2 separate regions of the Homo sapiens genome follow, and region 1 is linked to region 2. A link is a contact called in ENCODE Hi-C or POLR2A ChIA-PET data. All regions are on one chromosome and are shown on one strand. Each heading gives the region's core, a stretch centred on a gene start or an enhancer-like site at or near the end of the contact. The rest is flanking DNA. Distances are from core to core; before and after follow the strand shown. Region 1 has its middle 360 kb from the start of MIR7852. Region 2 overlaps VAV3 (vav guanine nucleotide exchange factor 3).

Evidence for each region. Hi-C counts contacts between places; a loop is a spot of excess contacts on that map. ChIA-PET counts read pairs that join two places held with the same protein, here RNA polymerase II (POLR2A). Pooled maps may share reads with other maps.
Region 1: a map of motor neuron shows a loop between it and region 2 (4-fold over the local background). The contact joins two enhancer-like sites. A Hi-C loop is called at or near these places in 22 of 168 maps with a recorded cell type or tissue (A673, Caco-2, Calu3 and 18 more), 17 of 37 single-sample maps with no recorded cell type and 19 of 50 pooled maps. POLR2A ChIA-PET finds 5 or more read pairs at or near these places in 4 of 52 experiments (HEK293, MCF 10A, activated CD4-positive, alpha-beta T cell and 1 more).

What each region holds. Positions count from the first base shown.
Region 1 is chr1:107,534,221-107,537,777 of GRCh38, reverse strand. No RefSeq gene overlaps it. Among named protein-coding and RNA genes, the nearest start is that of MIR7852, 360 kb to the left of the region's middle. RefSeq lists a silencer at 2,502-2,551. Within about 2 kb of position 1,382, at least 4 of the 41 ENCODE cell types and tissues checked have a DNase peak (open chromatin) inside an H3K27ac peak, as active enhancers do.
Region 2 is chr1:107,737,652-107,740,819 of GRCh38, reverse strand. All of the region lies in intron 15 of VAV3 (vav guanine nucleotide exchange factor 3), which reads left to right. Among named protein-coding and RNA genes, the nearest start is that of MIR7852, 160 kb to the left of the region's middle. Within about 2 kb of position 1,504, at least 3 of the 41 ENCODE cell types and tissues checked have a DNase peak (open chromatin) inside an H3K27ac peak, as active enhancers do.

The DNA.
Region 1 (3,557 bases), core at 133-2,632, 200 kb after region 2:
GAGTCCTGATATATTTTTAAACAATGCTTTGACAAGAACGGCCATTTATCTTGGGTTTTGGATGTGTTTTAGGGTGATCCACAAGAAGCATGTGAGTGACATCCCAGTTGTGGGCTGAAACACATCAGAATCACCTGGGGGCTTAACGTGTAGCTTGCTGAGCTCCAACGCCAGCCTCTCTGATTCAGTAGGTCTGGGGTGAGGTCCAAGCAGTTGTATTTCCAATAAGTTGCTGGATGATGCTGATGCTTTTGGCCCAGGACTACACTTTGAGAATGACTTCTATGGACCAAGCTATTTGCATAGATTAATTTCTGCACAGGTTGCAGTGCTGACTAAGGGGATGTGATGAACTAATACATGCAACACCAGGACAAAACAAAATTTAGTCTGCCTTGCTCCAATTTTATTCTAACTAACATCTGCTCTCTCTTGGGCTCCCTGAAAAAGACTTCTGATGTTTGTATTCGTAACCACCACCAAAATGAGCTTGATGCAAAAATTCATTCAATCGCTAAACATTTTATTTGTGATGACAAATACTTTTTATTATTTCTCTAATTTGAGAGATGTTCTGTTTTGTCTTCCATGGTAGCCTGAGCAGGTGTTTCTTTCTTTCCTACATCTGCCAGGCCTCACTGACTTAAGAGTTTTCTGATCTTTTCTCACACTTTTCTCTTCAGAATCATGATGTTCTTGGGTCTGGGGCCTGCTTTGTGTTTTAGGGGTCTTTGACAATTTAAACTGTCACTCTTTTTTAGTCTCAGATATAAATATATAACTTCTGATATCTGAGTCATAAGGTGAAATGAAATAGTTTGGAATATACTCCAAGACCTTGGCATTATTCAGGGATATGATCCAAGACCTTCATCAATTCTCAAACTTGAGAATTTCTAATGCAGTCTGCCTCCCTCATTCTTGCCTCAGTGAGGCACTCTGAAATGTAGTTCCAGGGAAACAAGCCAGACAGCACAACAAAAACACCTTAAGAAAGCAATACAAAGAGTTCAACAGAGACAGGAAGTGAGGGCCAAAGAGGTTTTCTGGAATATAACACCAAAAATGAAATAGTGCAAAAGAGGAAGAAATGAAATAGTACAAGTCATTAAGTGATTCTTTGCTTGCTGGATGATCACTCTTTTAGAGGGAAATGAAAACGAGGACATGAAATGGAAAGGGCTAAGTTATTATCTTTATGTTTTAGTGCATAAGCAAAACCGGCACCCATTCTGGCAACAGAAACAGCTGGTATGGAGCCAATGGCGTGGTTTGTTATGGGGTTGGGCTGGGCTGGTGCCCAGTGTAAATTATCAGGCATATAAAACTGAGGCTAGAAGTTGGTCAGACAAGTAAGAACAGGACTGTGGTTAGAGACTTTCAAGTGAAGCAGACAGGTAAGGGTGGGAAGAGCATTAAGTTTATTGAGCATTCACCATGGGCCTGCTTGTGTTTGGAGTGCAAATATGAGTGTATGTCCAAAGTGGGAGTGTAGTTAGATAGTCACATCTGACAACAAACAAGCAAAGACCTGGTCAGGACTAGGTACCAGACAAAATACAGAAAACATGGTTAAATTTAAATTTCAGGCAAGCAATGAATATTTGAAACATACACTAAACAATTACTTGTTGTTTATATAAAACTTAACTGGGTGTTTTGTATTTTTATTTGCTAAATTGGGCACCCTAAATTCAGGAGGCAAATGTCAGATAAGGCAGGTTGCAGCAGCTGTGCTGAACTCAGAGGCACCCTCTGGGCTTCTGCTCAGGAGGTGGGCTTGCTGTGGGGTGCTGCATAGTGGGGGAAATCAGGGGGCCCACTTTCACCAGGTCAGGGGGAAAGCTGTAGGGAGCACTTCTGTGTCCAGCCAGATGTTTTTATGTTGTTGTTTTTTGTTTGTTTTGTTTTTGTTTTTGTTTTTGCAAAAAGCGAGAGAAGGGTAGGGAGTCCTAGGGGCCAAGGGGTGACTTCGGGCAGAAACTGTAATTGTGAGTTCTCCTTAGCTAGCTGATAAGTGTGACCAAGTAGTGGCAGAGGAAGAGAGGGAACTAGTGAGCATCTGCTCTGAACCAGGCATTTTCCATTGGCCACTGTCTATATTTTCATAACAACAACTGTGAAGAAGGGGAGTAGTGGTCCCTATTAATTCCCTAGCACCCCACTCCTTACTGAAATCTATTTTACTTCCCTCTTTTCTCTTCCCCGCATACACATATCCAAAGCCTGGACTTGACAGCTTTATTTTCCATGTAAATCTTATTATTTAAATAGGACCAATAAGAAACTCTCCTGAAGCTTTGGAATGGGAAGCAGCGACTGAGCCTCTTAATTTCAGGGAAAAAAGTTAGAAGGTTGTGTGGTCTCAGAAGACTGGTTTGCCATTTTAGGTGGCCACACTAACAAGTGCTTGCCATTAATAGTGCAGAGAAAGCCAGTGCGCAGGGGGAGAAAGTGAATGTGAAAGACAGAAGCAGAAACGGCACAGAAGGAGAGAGACAGACGTGGACTATTGGCAGCTTTCCAGTTCCTGTTAGACACAACTGTCATCCTAACTGGCCTGGCCTGGCCGAGCCACTCCTTTATAATTCACCCCAATTTTGTATTTTATTGAGTGGCTTGTTGTGCTCACAGTTAGCGTGCTGTAAACCAGGAATTATCATTAACTCTTCTTTATAATACATCACATGGCAAATAAATGGTAGAACCTGAAATTGACCCCAACCTGGCCAATCGCAACTGCCCTTGCCCTGCCTGGTTTCTAAGGTGCCTGCTCTTTCTTACTTAGCATCCTGCTGGGTCCCCTTCTCCTGCCATGGCATATGTTGGATGTCAGGTGACTCATCTTCTTCTGTTGGGTAGCCCACAGAAGTGACAATGGTTTACCCACAGGCAAGGACATGGGAGGTGGAGGAAATAGGCATTGAGGTCATATAATTGAAAGTGGAAGGCTGGGCAGGGCTTGTCCAGCAGGTAAGACCAGACTCCTCCAGCCACATGGTCATCAGAAGGAATAAAGCTGCTAAAGAAGGTGTGGCTGACAGGGCCTGGTCAACTCAGGAGGCTTAAGTGAGGCAGTAGCAGAGTCAGTGCAGGAGGCCAAAGATCGGATGGTTCCCAAATGGTGCCATTTACCTAACAGGGTTGGCTAACTCCAGATTTCCTACAAAAGCTGAAGAGCACCTACTGTGCAACCAGCCCCGTGCCAGGCACTGGGGATTCAGTGATGACACAGGCTGAAATGATACTCCTGCTCTTAGGAACTTACAGTCCAGTGAAGATGGATGTAGTGAACAGGGAATTATAACTAATTAAGTTAATTAATACAGGTGAGCAACACAATATTAAGGAGAAGTACAGTGTGTAGGGGGAGGTACAGTGGGGCAGTGAGGTGATCACCACAGCAGCTCAGCATGGCCCAGTCCAAGAGGGAGTCCTGGCCCTCCAACAGCAACAGCTATAGACCCTTCAGATCAGGGGTAGAATTTGTCTTGGGAGTCAGTCAGGGGAGACCCACTACTAGGGTCAATGGTCTAGTCCACTCAATGGCAAGGGAG
Region 2 (3,168 bases), core at 255-2,754:
TAGATTCACATAAATGAATGAGTGTGGTATGTTCCAGTAAAACACTAGTGGTTGTATTTGGCCCGTGGGCTGTAGTTAGTGACCCCTGTCCTACAGCACAAATAAGATGACTTAGGCCTAGAGAATTAGTTAATATATGTTACCACAAAATGATCTCAGCTATAATGAAACCACGCTGTGGCCTTTTGTAGAAGTGTGATTTTTTTTTTCTTTTATTTTTAGTATCAGTGATTCCTGCTTAGGCTATCATGATGATTTAGCTCCAAAATGTTTTTTAACTCCACCAAAAAAAACTATAAACCTGGATGAATTATCTATATTTGTCATTATTATTTTACTGTCTAATTGAATATTAAAAATGTCTGCTCACAGAACAGACTGTATCTATTCAATTTCTAGTTTCATTAAGTTTTATCACATGGTTTATTGAAAAGGACAGGTCCCACGGAGTCCAGGCCAGTAGCAGCCATGTAGTAACTTTTTCTCTATTCAGTAGTCAGCCATATCAACAAGAAGCATTTTTTTTTTTTTTTGAGATGGAGTCTTGCTCTGTCGCCCAGCCTAGAGTACAGTGGCGCGATCTCAGCTCAGTGCAACCTCCACCTCCTGGGTTCAAGTGATTCTCCTGCCTCAGCCTCCTGAGTAGCTGTGATTATAGGCACGCAACACCACACCCAGGTAATTTTTGTATTTTTAGTAGAGACAGGGTTTTGCCATGTTGGCCAGGCTGGTCTCAAACTTCTGACCTCAGGTGATCCGCACATCTTGGCCTCCCAAAGTGGTGGGATTTCAGGCGTGAGCCACCATGCCCAGCCAAGAAGCATTGTTTAATCAGTGATGCTCTTTGTGCTCTTGATGCATTTTCTTCCCAGCAGCAATACCATTTGTGCCTGTTATTTACTCTGAAATTTCCTCCCTGGAGGGCATACTAAGGAAAACCAGAAGGGGTAGAGGAAGCCTGTGGTGGTATCAAGAGTTGGCCAGAGGGGGAGCCTTCCTGGATGAGCTGGATGTGGGGATGACATTTTGTCACCTGCTTTGGCATTTTCTTAGTGTCCAAAGCCCGTCAGTGTCTGTTTGGAAACTGGAGGCCTTACTGGCATAATGGCCAAAATATGTCTATAAACTGTCTGTATATTTGTCAGCCCTTTTGGATTGTTTTTTGTTGAGAAATTATTTTCTCTAAAAACCTCACATTCTTCCTCCTTAAAATGCTTGCATGACCAGTTTTTAATGTGAAGAATTTGTTTATGGGTGCAGAATCCATGCCGGCACCATCAGTTGCCTCTGGGCTGTGCTGAGAGTCTCATGGTGCTGACCTATTCACATTAATCTCCCAAGTTGAAGCCAGCTCAACTCTCCCTGAATCTAATGTATTGTCTATAACCTTTCAAAATTGGCAGTTAAGTCAGGATAGGGAACTATACTGGCAGCAATAAAAGGAAGTAGGACACGGGACAGTGCTCAGAAAAATCACAGCTGTCATGAAATGGAGTCTTTCAATAGCCTGTTTGATCCGGAAACATGCGAAAGTATTTCATGCATGACAAAGGATTAGTAAATATTAAATAGTATTCTTGTTTTGTTATTGCCTAGTGAGGATCAAGCTCTCTCATTTTTCTCTGGTTATGTTTAATATGTATTTGATACTTCTTGGCATTCTTGAACATGCTTATGAGGAAGGAGAAGTCACAGGCAGGAGGAAGAGCAAAGGATGATATCGAAATTTCCATCAGCAAATAAGCATTACCCTGGTTAAAACTAAATGCAAATAAAATTAGTAAGCTGAATTAGTGTTTGTTTCCCTGAGGCTTTATAACAGAGCCTTTCATCTGTTGTTGTTTTTTTCTTTTTCTTTTTAAATGAACAATAATAGTACAGCCAGAGAGTTTAACCTGACAGTGGTGGTTACTGTGCTACTGTCTCCGGCTTGTCTGAGTAGTGTAGAGATTTGCTCAAAGAGTAAGATTGTTTTGGAGTTGTTTGTTGTACTAAGTCAACTTGGTATATGGTTTCCTCCAAGTATATGACAAAGTCTCCACTGCAGTGAATTCTATGATAATAATCAAGCTTTAACCTATAAGTCTAAACCTAACAGTTAGTGTGACATGTACTATTTTTAGGCTGCTTCTTGATAAGAAATGATTAGATCACAAGAATTACTACTTTGGGCTATACAACACAAAATAAGCTGCGATTGGAAACTGGCAATCCTTGCAATGGAAACGATGGGAGAAACTTAGTTTTTTGTCTTTATGGGGCAGTAGACAATAGCAGGCTAGTTGGGGAGATGGCAAGGAAGTCATACTTGAAACAATTTTTGAATAAGACTATGTATTGTGCATTTCACAATACATGCCCAGGAAGTGTTTTACACACTAGGGGTAGAGTGATAGACAAGTTCACTTCTCTTGTGAAGTTTGCATTGTAAAAAGACAATATATTTTCTTTTCTTTTCTTTTTTTTAATATGCTTTAAGTTCTAGGGTACATGTGCACAACGTGCAGGTTTGTTACGTATGTATACATGTGCCATGTTGGTTTGCTGCACCCATTAATTCATGATTTACATTAGGTTTTTCTCCTAATGCTATCCCTCCCCCATTCCCTCACCCCAGATGGGCCCCAGTGTGTGATGTTCCCCACCCTTCGTCCAAGTGTTCTCATTGTTCAATTCCCACCTATGAGTGAGAACATGCGGTGTTTGGTGTTCTGTCCTTGCAATAGTTTGCTCAGAATGATGGCTCCAGCTTCATCCATGTCCCTACAAAGGACATGAACTCATCCTTTTTTATGGCTGCACAGTTATTCCATGGTGAATATGTGCCACATTCTCTTAATCCAGTCTATCATTGTTGGACATTTGGGTTAGTTCCAAGTCTTTGCTATTTTGAGTAGTGCCACAGTAAACATACATGGGCATGTGTCTTTATAGTAGCATGATTTATAATCCTTTGGGTATATACCCAGTAATGGGATTGCTGGGTCAAATGGTATTTCTAGTTCTAGATCATTGAGGAATCGCCACACTGTCTTCCACAATGGTTGAAGTAGTTTACAGTCCCACCAACAGTGTAAAAGTGTTCCTATTTCTCCACATCCTGTCCAGCACCTGTTGTTTCCTGACTTTTTAATGATCGCCATTCTAACTGGTGTGAGATGGTATCTC